Linked DNA regions of Homo sapiens: region 2 is linked to region 1. A link is a contact called in ENCODE Hi-C or POLR2A ChIA-PET data. All regions are on one chromosome and are shown on one strand. The core of a region is the stretch at or near the end of the contact, and the rest is flanking DNA. Distances in the headings are between cores, read along the strand shown.

Evidence for each region. A loop is a pair of places that touch in the nucleus more often than their neighbours do. ChIA-PET counts read pairs that join two places held with the same protein, here RNA polymerase II (POLR2A). Pooled maps may share reads with other maps.
Region 2: a loop to region 1 is called in a map of dorsolateral prefrontal cortex, with 2.4 times the contacts of the local background. The contact joins two enhancer-like sites. A Hi-C loop is called at or near these places in 11 of 168 maps with a recorded cell type or tissue (B cell, CD14-positive monocyte, CD4-positive, alpha-beta T cell and 7 more), 15 of 37 single-sample maps with no recorded cell type and 17 of 50 pooled maps. POLR2A ChIA-PET finds 5 or more read pairs at or near these places in 12 of 52 experiments (CD4-positive, alpha-beta T cell, CD4-positive, alpha-beta memory T cell, GM12878 and 7 more).

The regions. Positions count from the first base shown.
Region 1 is chr1:169,602,229-169,606,768 of GRCh38, forward strand. It overlaps SELP (selectin P), which reads right to left. Exons shown (of 17, transcript NM_003005.4): 10 at 798-983. Among named protein-coding and RNA genes, the nearest start is that of F5, 18 kb to the left of the region's middle. RefSeq lists an enhancer at 2,641-2,750. Within about 2 kb of position 2,608, at least 6 of the 41 ENCODE cell types and tissues checked have a DNase peak (open chromatin) inside an H3K27ac peak, as active enhancers do.
Region 2 is chr1:169,778,644-169,783,141 of GRCh38, forward strand. No RefSeq gene overlaps it. Among named protein-coding and RNA genes, the nearest start is that of METTL18, 14 kb to the right of the region's middle. RefSeq lists an enhancer at 3,363-3,864. Within about 2 kb of position 1,453, at least 3 of the 41 ENCODE cell types and tissues checked have a DNase peak (open chromatin) inside an H3K27ac peak, as active enhancers do.

The DNA of each region.
Region 1 (4,540 bases), core at 1,358-3,857:
GCACAGCTCCTGCCTTCAAGAAGCTTATATTCAATATAGAAGTGGAGAGAGGAGGGAAGTGCACACATAGTTATGCTAGGGTTAAATCTCACCCATCCCTAAATAAGGTCTGTGGCTGGGATTTAGTAATGCTCAGTTGAAGGTGAATGTAGGAATGAAGAAATGAAGAATGTAGCTGAAGAAGACTCTGTAAGGAAGTAAAACTTTCAGTGACATAGAGCTGAGCCTTTTCACTTACTAACAGTGTGACCCTGGACGAGTTATTTAACCTCTTTAAGCTTGTGTCTCTTCCTTATCTATAAAATGAGATGATACTGCCTTTCCTTATTATTTTAGAATTGTGGTAAACAGGAATGCTATAATGACATGAAAGCACTTCCTGAAACTGTGCAATTTTTTTTTGAGACAGAGTCTCACTCTGTCACCAGGCTGGAGTGCAATGGCACAATCTCAGCTCACTGCAACCTCCACCTCCTGGGTTCAAGCGATTCTCCTGCCTCAGCCTCCCGAGTAGCTGGGACTACAGGCATGCACCACCATGCCCAGCTATTTTTTGTATTTTTAGTAGAAACGGGGTTTCACCATGTTGGCCAGGATGTTCTTGAAACTGTGGAATATTTAACTAAAGCTATTAAAATATTATTTAAAGAGAGGGAGAACTTTTTTATCTAGATTACCATTGTTGTGGAGAGTGTTGTTTGCTTCAGCTCAAGAACACTTTTATATAAATCCCTGATGATTCTCCATTCTCTGATGTCATCTTTAAAGCCATAAGAAAGGACAGACCCACAGCCTACCTTCACACATTGGTGGGGAGTCTGTCCAGCGTCCCGATCGAGTACAATCCAATCTTTCTGGTCCAGACAAAGAATATCCCTCGTCACAGATGAATTGACATGTGGATTTATAACTGGAACTTCCAAGAGGTTGAACACAGGTCATTGTTCCATTCTGAGGGCTTAGCAAAGGTGTGCAGGGAATGGCTATCATGGGCATGGCAGAGGAGAAAAGAAGAGATCATTTTATAATTCAGCAACCTGAACTCTGTAACTCTCTCTCTCTTTCTCCCTCTCTCTCTCTGTGTGTGTGTGTGTGTGTGTGTGTGTGTGTGTGTGTGTGTGATTAATATACAACGATGGTATTTGGCTAAAAGTGATTGTTTGAATTTCATGATGCTTCATCACCAGTTAGAGATTGTAGAGGTGTAAAATAGCAGCAGCTTACAGTTGATTGACATCCTGAAGTGCTCAATCACAAACAGCTTTAGAGGTGATTTTTAAAGGAAGCTGGTGCTCTGTTTGGGAGGATAGTGGTGCAACTCATTTTTGTTGCTTCTAGACAGGGGTGGAACTGGTTTCTCCCTTGATACCTTCTTCAGAAACACCCCAATGACCTTACCAGAAAACAATGACAAATGATTGGAAACACAGAAATGGAGGAAAATACTTTCTTCCCCCTTTCCCAACCAAGTGGTGGAATCTGCGCCCAAATTTTGGCTCTGTTACTTGCTAGCAATCTATCACTAGACAATAACCTTTCTGAGCCTCAGTTGCTTTATCTTCGAAATGGGAAAAAGGAAAATCCTTGCATATGTGCCACATTTTCTTAATCCAGTCCATCATTGTTGGACATTTGGGTTGGTTCCAAGTCTTTGCTATTTTGAATAGTGCCGCAATAAACATACCTGTGCATGTGTCTTGGTAGCAACATGATTTATAATCCTTTGGGTATATACCCAGTCATGGGATGGCTAGGTCAAATGGCATTTCTAGTTCCAGATCCCTGAGGAATTGCCACACTGACTTCCACCATGGTTGAACTAGTTTACAGTCCCACCAACAGTGTAAAAGTGTTCCTATTTCTCCACATCCTCTCCAGCACCTGTTGTTTCCTGACTTTTTAATGATCGCCATTCTAACTGGTGTGAGATGGTATCTCATTGTGGTTTTGATTTGCATTTCTCTGATGGCCAGTGATGATGAGCATTTTTTCATGTGTCTTTTGGCTGCATAAATGTCTTCTTTTGAGAAGTGTCTGTTCATATCCTTTGCCCACTTTTTGATGGGGTTGTTTGTTTTTTTCTTGTAAATTTGTTTGAGTTCATTGTAGATTCTGGATATTAGCCCTTTGTCAGATGAGTAGATTGCAAAAATGTTCTCCCATTCTGTAGGTTGCCTGTTCACTCTGATGGTAGTTTCTTTTGCTGTGCAGAAGCTCTTTAGTTTAATTAGATCCCATTTGTCAATTTTGGCTTTTATTGCCATTGCTTTTGGTGTTTTAGACATGAAGTCCTTGCTCCTAGGGTCATTTTTCAGCCACTGACTTAAACAGCATGAGGTTTCAAGAACACTTTCTACGCCTTTCTCTTCCCTTCATTCCTTCCCCTCTCTAGCTACATTCCTTTCAATCTGATCAACTTGTCCAAAGATCTGGTTCTTTTCTTCTAGTTGAAAAGTATTTCTGTAGTAAGTGTGTATGTGGGGCTGGAGAGGACACAACTCAAGAAGCCTATAAACTGCAAGGACTTATGGGGGAAAGGGTGTGGGTGAGGATGTTGGTACCACAGAACCCATTTCCAGCTCTTCTGTGGCTTTGCCTTCTGACAGCAGGGGTAGATGTGGAGGGGTGGGAGGACATTAAAAAGGGAAATTGTCTGATAACACTCTCTCAGAAGTATTACAACAGCGAGTGGATTGCACACTGCATGGTACCTTCCTGCCCAGCCCACATTTGGGTATTTCACTTGATGTGCACCCAGCAACAAGAGGAGAAAGTTCAGAGTAAATAAAGAACTAAAAGCAGAAGGGAACTGGAAGGTCACAGGAAGCCGTGGTGAGTGGCAACCTCCTTGCTGTGAAACACCCAGAGGCAGGACAGTATGGAGCAATGAACTGTAATCTGTGCCCTGCACCACCCAGGCTTGCCTGTAAGAGTTTCAATCACTGTGATCACTGTCCTCAGGGATTCCCAGTTCTTCCCACAACTTCCCCAAAGTTGTGTGGACTTTGTGATATGTCCAGACTTCAACGTAGCCAGGATGAGCACTTAAGGGGCAAGGTCACAGCCCCGCCCTGTTCTCTCCAGACCCAGCTCTGAAGGTGCACCCAACCCTAAGTCCAGGGGCTTGCCATCCTCTCTGGTGCCTGGCGATGAAGGACATTCAATTCTGCTGTTTGCTTGTCCATTTGTTCATTCATTCATTCATTCATTCATTCATTCATTTACTGTTGACCTAGCTTAACAATGGGGTGTGTGTGTGGGGGGTGTGTGTGTGTGTATGTGATTATGCTTTTGTGTGACCTGAATAGTGAGTGGTTTCCTTTTAGTAAAAAATATGTATCTGCCCACTTTCACTCAAATGTTGAAAGTCTATACAAAGTGAAAGGTATGGCAAATAATGTAGAACTGTCTAGTCTTTTACCCATTCAACTTTATTGTTAAAATTGTATATACATCATAAAAATATTAATTGCATAGGAGGAAAAGCGGAGAAAATATTGGAAGAATTCATACCAGAAGCCTAACAGTGTCTATTTTAGGATAGGAGTATTTAAGAGGATATTTCTTCATTTCTTTATTATATTTCTGCAGATTTTTATAAATGAAAATCTTGCGTTTAAAAAGCAGCATTGTCTATAAAAGTTAACTAAGGAATTGGATACATTGAGGGGGAAAAAGCTTGGGGAATATAAAAAATATACGTCTATCCTTCAATTCACAAACATGGATGACTAGAACCCGTTCAAGTTCATACAAGATGTTGCAATACTGACAGAGCACACTGGCTTGTTAAATATCAAGTACAAGGCCGGGAGCAGTGGCTCACACCTGTAATACCAGCACTGTGGGAGGCCGAGTCAGGCAGATCACCTGAGGTCAGGAGTTTGAGACCAGCCTAGCTAAGATGGTGAAACCTCATCTCTACCAAAAATACAAAAATTAGCTGGGTGCAGTGGTGGGCACCTGTAGTCCCAGCTACTCGGGAAGCTGAGACAGGAGAATTGCTTGAACCCGGGAGGCGGAGGTTGCAGTGGGCCGAGATTGTGCCATTACACTCCAGCCTGGGCGACAGAGTGAGACTCCGTCTCAAAAAATGTATGTATATCAAGTACAATGCAGATAGAATGTTTATACTGAATCCACACATTTCTTTCTTCTGAGAATCCCGTAACCTCCAGTATACAGATTAGTTTTTCTCTTTTTTCTATCACTCTTCACCTTATTCTAAGTCTATTTCTCCAATTTTATACAGATCTTGGAGTGTTTGCAACTGGGTACTTGTAAATTCTGCCCCTCCCATTTTACCATTATACCCTGTGGTTCCTAGAAGTGCCAGACCAGCCTTGGGACAACCACTCTGAAGCAATTTTTTTCCCACCTGGTCTTCTTTCCAGATGCCATGTTTGGCCAGGTGAGAAGAGTTTACCTGGTTTGTGGCAGGAGCCTTCAGGTCTGGGTAAAGACCCTGATAAGGAGTTAGCAAGGGCCATGCCCTACTGTCTATGGCCAGACATCCTGACACTTGTGTAATCTGCCTATC
Region 2 (4,498 bases), core at 203-2,702, 180 kb after region 1:
TTTTTTTTTGGACAGAGTCTCACTCTGTTGCCCAGGCTAGACTGCAGTGGCATGATCTCAGCTCACTGCAACCTCCACCTCCTGGGTTCAAGCGATTCTCCTGCCTCAGCCTCCCGAGTAGCTGGGACTACAGGCATGCACCACCATGCCAGGCTAATTTTTTTGTATTTTCAGTAGAGACCAGGTTTCACCATGTTGGTCAGGCTGGTCTTGAACTCCTGACCTCAAATGATCTGCGCACCTGGACCTCCCAAAGTGCTGGGATTACAGACTTGAGCTACTGCGCCGGGCTATTTTGTGTTTTTAGTAAAGACGGGGTTTCACCATGTTGTCCAGGCTGGTCTCAAACTCCTGACCTCAAGTGATCCGCTCGCCTCAGGCCCTCAAAGTGCTGGGATTACAGGAGTGAGCCACCATGCCTGGCCATAAAACTGCCCTTTGTTAATATGACTGTTGGCCTGCACATTGTCAAATCCAGTGGCATTCATCTTACTCGGCCAACCTACGGCATTTGACACTGTCTGTCTTTCCTTCTGTTCCTCTATCTGTTTCCAGTATACTGGCCTGGCTTTCTTTTTACCTCTTTTATATGCTCTTCCAGTCTCAGGCTCCTTTGGGGATTTGAAGGTATGTTGCATTTTGCTATTCAATGAATAATGACAAGTAATGATCACTTAAGACATTAAGTGGTCAGTTCCTTTACTAGGATAAAAATAATTTTCTTCCCAACATGGGGCATATTCCATTTCCAGTCTGACTGTTCTGTGTAATCTTTGTATTCCTTGGCAGCCCCTTTTATATCAGTTCATCTACTGTGCAGGAAATTGGACAAACATTTGCACTGGTATAACCAAATACAGTTGAACTTTTGGCTTGACTCTTAGCTGAACTCACCAAAAATAATTTCTGTAAGAGACTGAGACGTCTACGAGTAGGTTTTTCAGAATTAGTAAACATAAATCAAGGATACACAGGTAGATTTGAATTTCAGATAAACAACAAATACTTTTTTAGTATGTCTACTGAAATATTTGTATCTTATCTGGCAATTCTACCTGGTACAGAACTAATCCATTCTCTTGAAAGATCTTGACTCTGTAATAAGTTCTTTGGTGATGGAAGGGAGGTATTTCTGTAATTAGAGTCACTGTCTTCCTCCCAGTTTTTTATCCTGGCCCAGATCTGCAATGAACACACGACAGAATCCAGGGGGGATGAAGATGGGTGCTTTGCAGGAAAAAAAAATTAAAAACATCTGAAAAAGCTTTTGTACTAAAAGAATGTGATCTAAAAAAGAAAGCAGGAGAACTTTCTGTCTGCACTTTACATCAGAACAACCTTGGCGTCTAGAAGCTGTGCCCTGTGGGAAGTGGTGGTGCTTGGTAAGAGATGCCAGGACCAGTGGTACCCACTGGGAGCACTGCCAATACCCAGCAAGGAGCATGGGTGCACAGTAAGGCATTGCACTGTGATTCAGCATAAAATAACAATAAGGGAACGTCACGGAGAAAAGGCCAGACTTCCTTTGTTTAGAATGTGGGAAATGTCTTCTGAAAAATGGTAGTAAAAAAGCATGCTTGGATGGTCCACTCCAGGCAAAACTGACTAATCGGGGGTCAGGGATACAACCCCTGCATCATATGTTTGTTTCTGTTGGGCTGACATGAGGTTCACTGTGACCACTGTGGTTTAACCCCATAGTCTCCTGGAAATACAGCCAGGTCAAGAGAGCTCCACATAAAACATAATCAAAAAAATAAACTCAAGTTTCCACTGATCAGCTTTTCACAACTCTTATCCTTTCACTAACTTTGGAGCAAGATTTGAGAATTGGATGGCTATTTGAGGGCTATTTCTGCGCTTTAGTTCAATGTTTTGTTCTTTCTTTATTAGAGAACTATGGTTTTTTATTATATTTACACTTTAAGTTCTAGGGTACATGTGCACAACGTGCAGATTTGTTACACAGGTATAAATGTGCCATGTTGGTTTGCTGCACCCATCAACTCGTCATTTACATTAGGTATTTCTCCTAATGCTATCCCTCCCCCAGTCCCCCACCCCCCGACAGGCCCTGGTGTGTGATGTTCCCCTTCCTGTGTCCAAGTGTTCTGTTTATGTGATAGATTACGTTTATTGATTTGTGTATGTTGAACCAGCCTTGCATCACAGTCACTTGCTTACAAGAAACAAACACTTCACAGATGGATCATTATGTGTGATAAGTGAAATCCAAGGATTTATGCTCAGAGGTGGGCTTAACAGGTAGGAAGAGCAGTATTTTCCTTCAACCATGAGTGTATGCAGGTTTTTCTTTTCTTTTTTGAGATGGAGTCTCACTCTTTTACCCAGGCTGGCGCGCAGTGGTGCGATCTTGGCTCACTGTAACCTCTGCCACCTGGGTTCAAGCAATTCTCCTGCCTCAGCCTCCCAAGTGGCTGGGATTACAGGCACCTGCCACTGTCTCCGGCTAATTTTTGTCTTTTTAGTAGAGATGGGGTTTCACCATCTTGGCCAGCCTTGTCTTGAACTCCTGACCTCATGAATCATCCTTCTCAGCCTCCCAAAGTGCTGGGATTACAGGCATGAGCCACTGCGCCCAGCCCACAGGTTTTTCAAAGACTAAACTTAAAAAAAAAAAAAAAATTTCCCAATGAAATATAAAACTAAAGTGCTAAACTGTGATAGACTGTTTTACAAGAATGCCAGTTTTCACAAGTGTCTATAGAACATGTAATTTAGATAGGTAAGATGAAATTTTGATAATATTTGATGGCAAATTTAAACAGGTATACAACAAAAATAAAATTCTAAGCCCCTCAACCAACTGAATGGACTCCTTCTCTCAGCCAAAGGAATACCAAAGTAAACCTGAAAAACTAGTTTTGGCCAGGATTGGGGGTAGGTGGGGGAAGCCCAACATGACTCATTATTCTCTCCTCCCTTTGGAATTCAGGCACAACTGAATGTCAGCATTGACACTAAAACACAGATCTTAAGACTGACAAGCCAGACTCTTTGTAGCAGAGAGCCAGGCCCTGGAAGAAATCAAGTTATTTTATCCCAAAAAATATTTCTTTGATATATTTTCAAATGGCCCTGCAAAGCTGTCTCTTGTGGGGAAAATTGACATGCTGTACAGAATTTCCTTCTCTTTCCAAGTTTTTACTGATCCAGGAGAGATTTAACTAAGAGGCTAGCATGTTTTTTTTTTTTTTTTTTTGAGGCGGAGTCTTGCTCTGTTGCCCAGGCTGGAGTGCAGTGGCGTGATCTCAGCTCACTGCAACCTTCGCCTCCCGGGTTCAAGCGATTCTCCTGCCTCAGCTTCCCGAGTAGCTGGGATTACAGATCCATGCCACTATGCCCAGCTAATTTTTGTATTTTTTGTAGAGACAGGGTTTCACCATGTTGGCCAGGCTAGTATTGAACTCCTGACCTCGTGATCCGCCCACCTCGGCCTCCCAAAGTGCTGGCATTACAGGCGTGAGCCACCGTGCCCAGCACAAGACATTTACCGTCTATTCTCTCTGAAGCTACTATCTAGAGGCTTCATCAACATAATAAGACCCTTGGTCTCCACAACTCCTTATCTTATCCTATTAGTTTCTACTGATTCCAGGTCTTTAGATAATAACAACTCTTTCAACCAATTGCCAATCAGAAAGTCTTTGAATCCACCTATGACTTAAAAGCCCCACTCCTTCAAGTTATCCCGCCTTTCTGGACTGAACCAATGTACACCTTATATGTGTTGATGGATATCTGCCTGTAACTTCCATTCCCCTAAAATGTATAACATCAAGCTGTAACCCAACCACCTTGGGCACATGTTTTCAGGAACTCATGAGACTGTGTTGCAGACCTTGGTCACTCATATTTGGCTCACAGTAAACTTCTTTAAATATTGTATAGAGTTTGGCTTTTTTCATTGACACAGGAAAAATAAAGAATTGGAAGGTCTTTCATCAGTCACTGAGCCAGCTTCATATCTGACTGAGGTCATACAGTTCAGTGATTTGTAGCTTTGCTACTTAGATTGCTATCCATTATCTAGAAGCATCAGGATCACGTGGGACCTATTGGAAATGCAGACTTTCCTCCTAGAACCCAGGACCTTGGAATATTCTTGGCACATAGTAGGTGCTCAATACATATTGAACTCCTAGGTGCAATTCATTAATTCATGAATTAATGAATTAACACGCTCTCAAAGTTTAGTGCTTTTTCACAGACTAGTCTTTCTGCCTCTTAAGCACTCAGCTCACCACGCTTCCAGTCTCACTCCCCTATTAGTCTGATTAAAATCTGCTTACATGTGAGTCTGAGATCAAGTGTTATCTCTTCTGAGAAGTCTTCCCTCACTGGCCCAAAGGAATTTCTCCTCTATTTTAGCACTGTCCCAGTTGACTTGTCATTATTCTAGTCTTTTTCATATTAGTTGTTTTTCATATATATGTTATTAAGGAAACTAGTCATTTCCCCTAATAGAACAAAATTG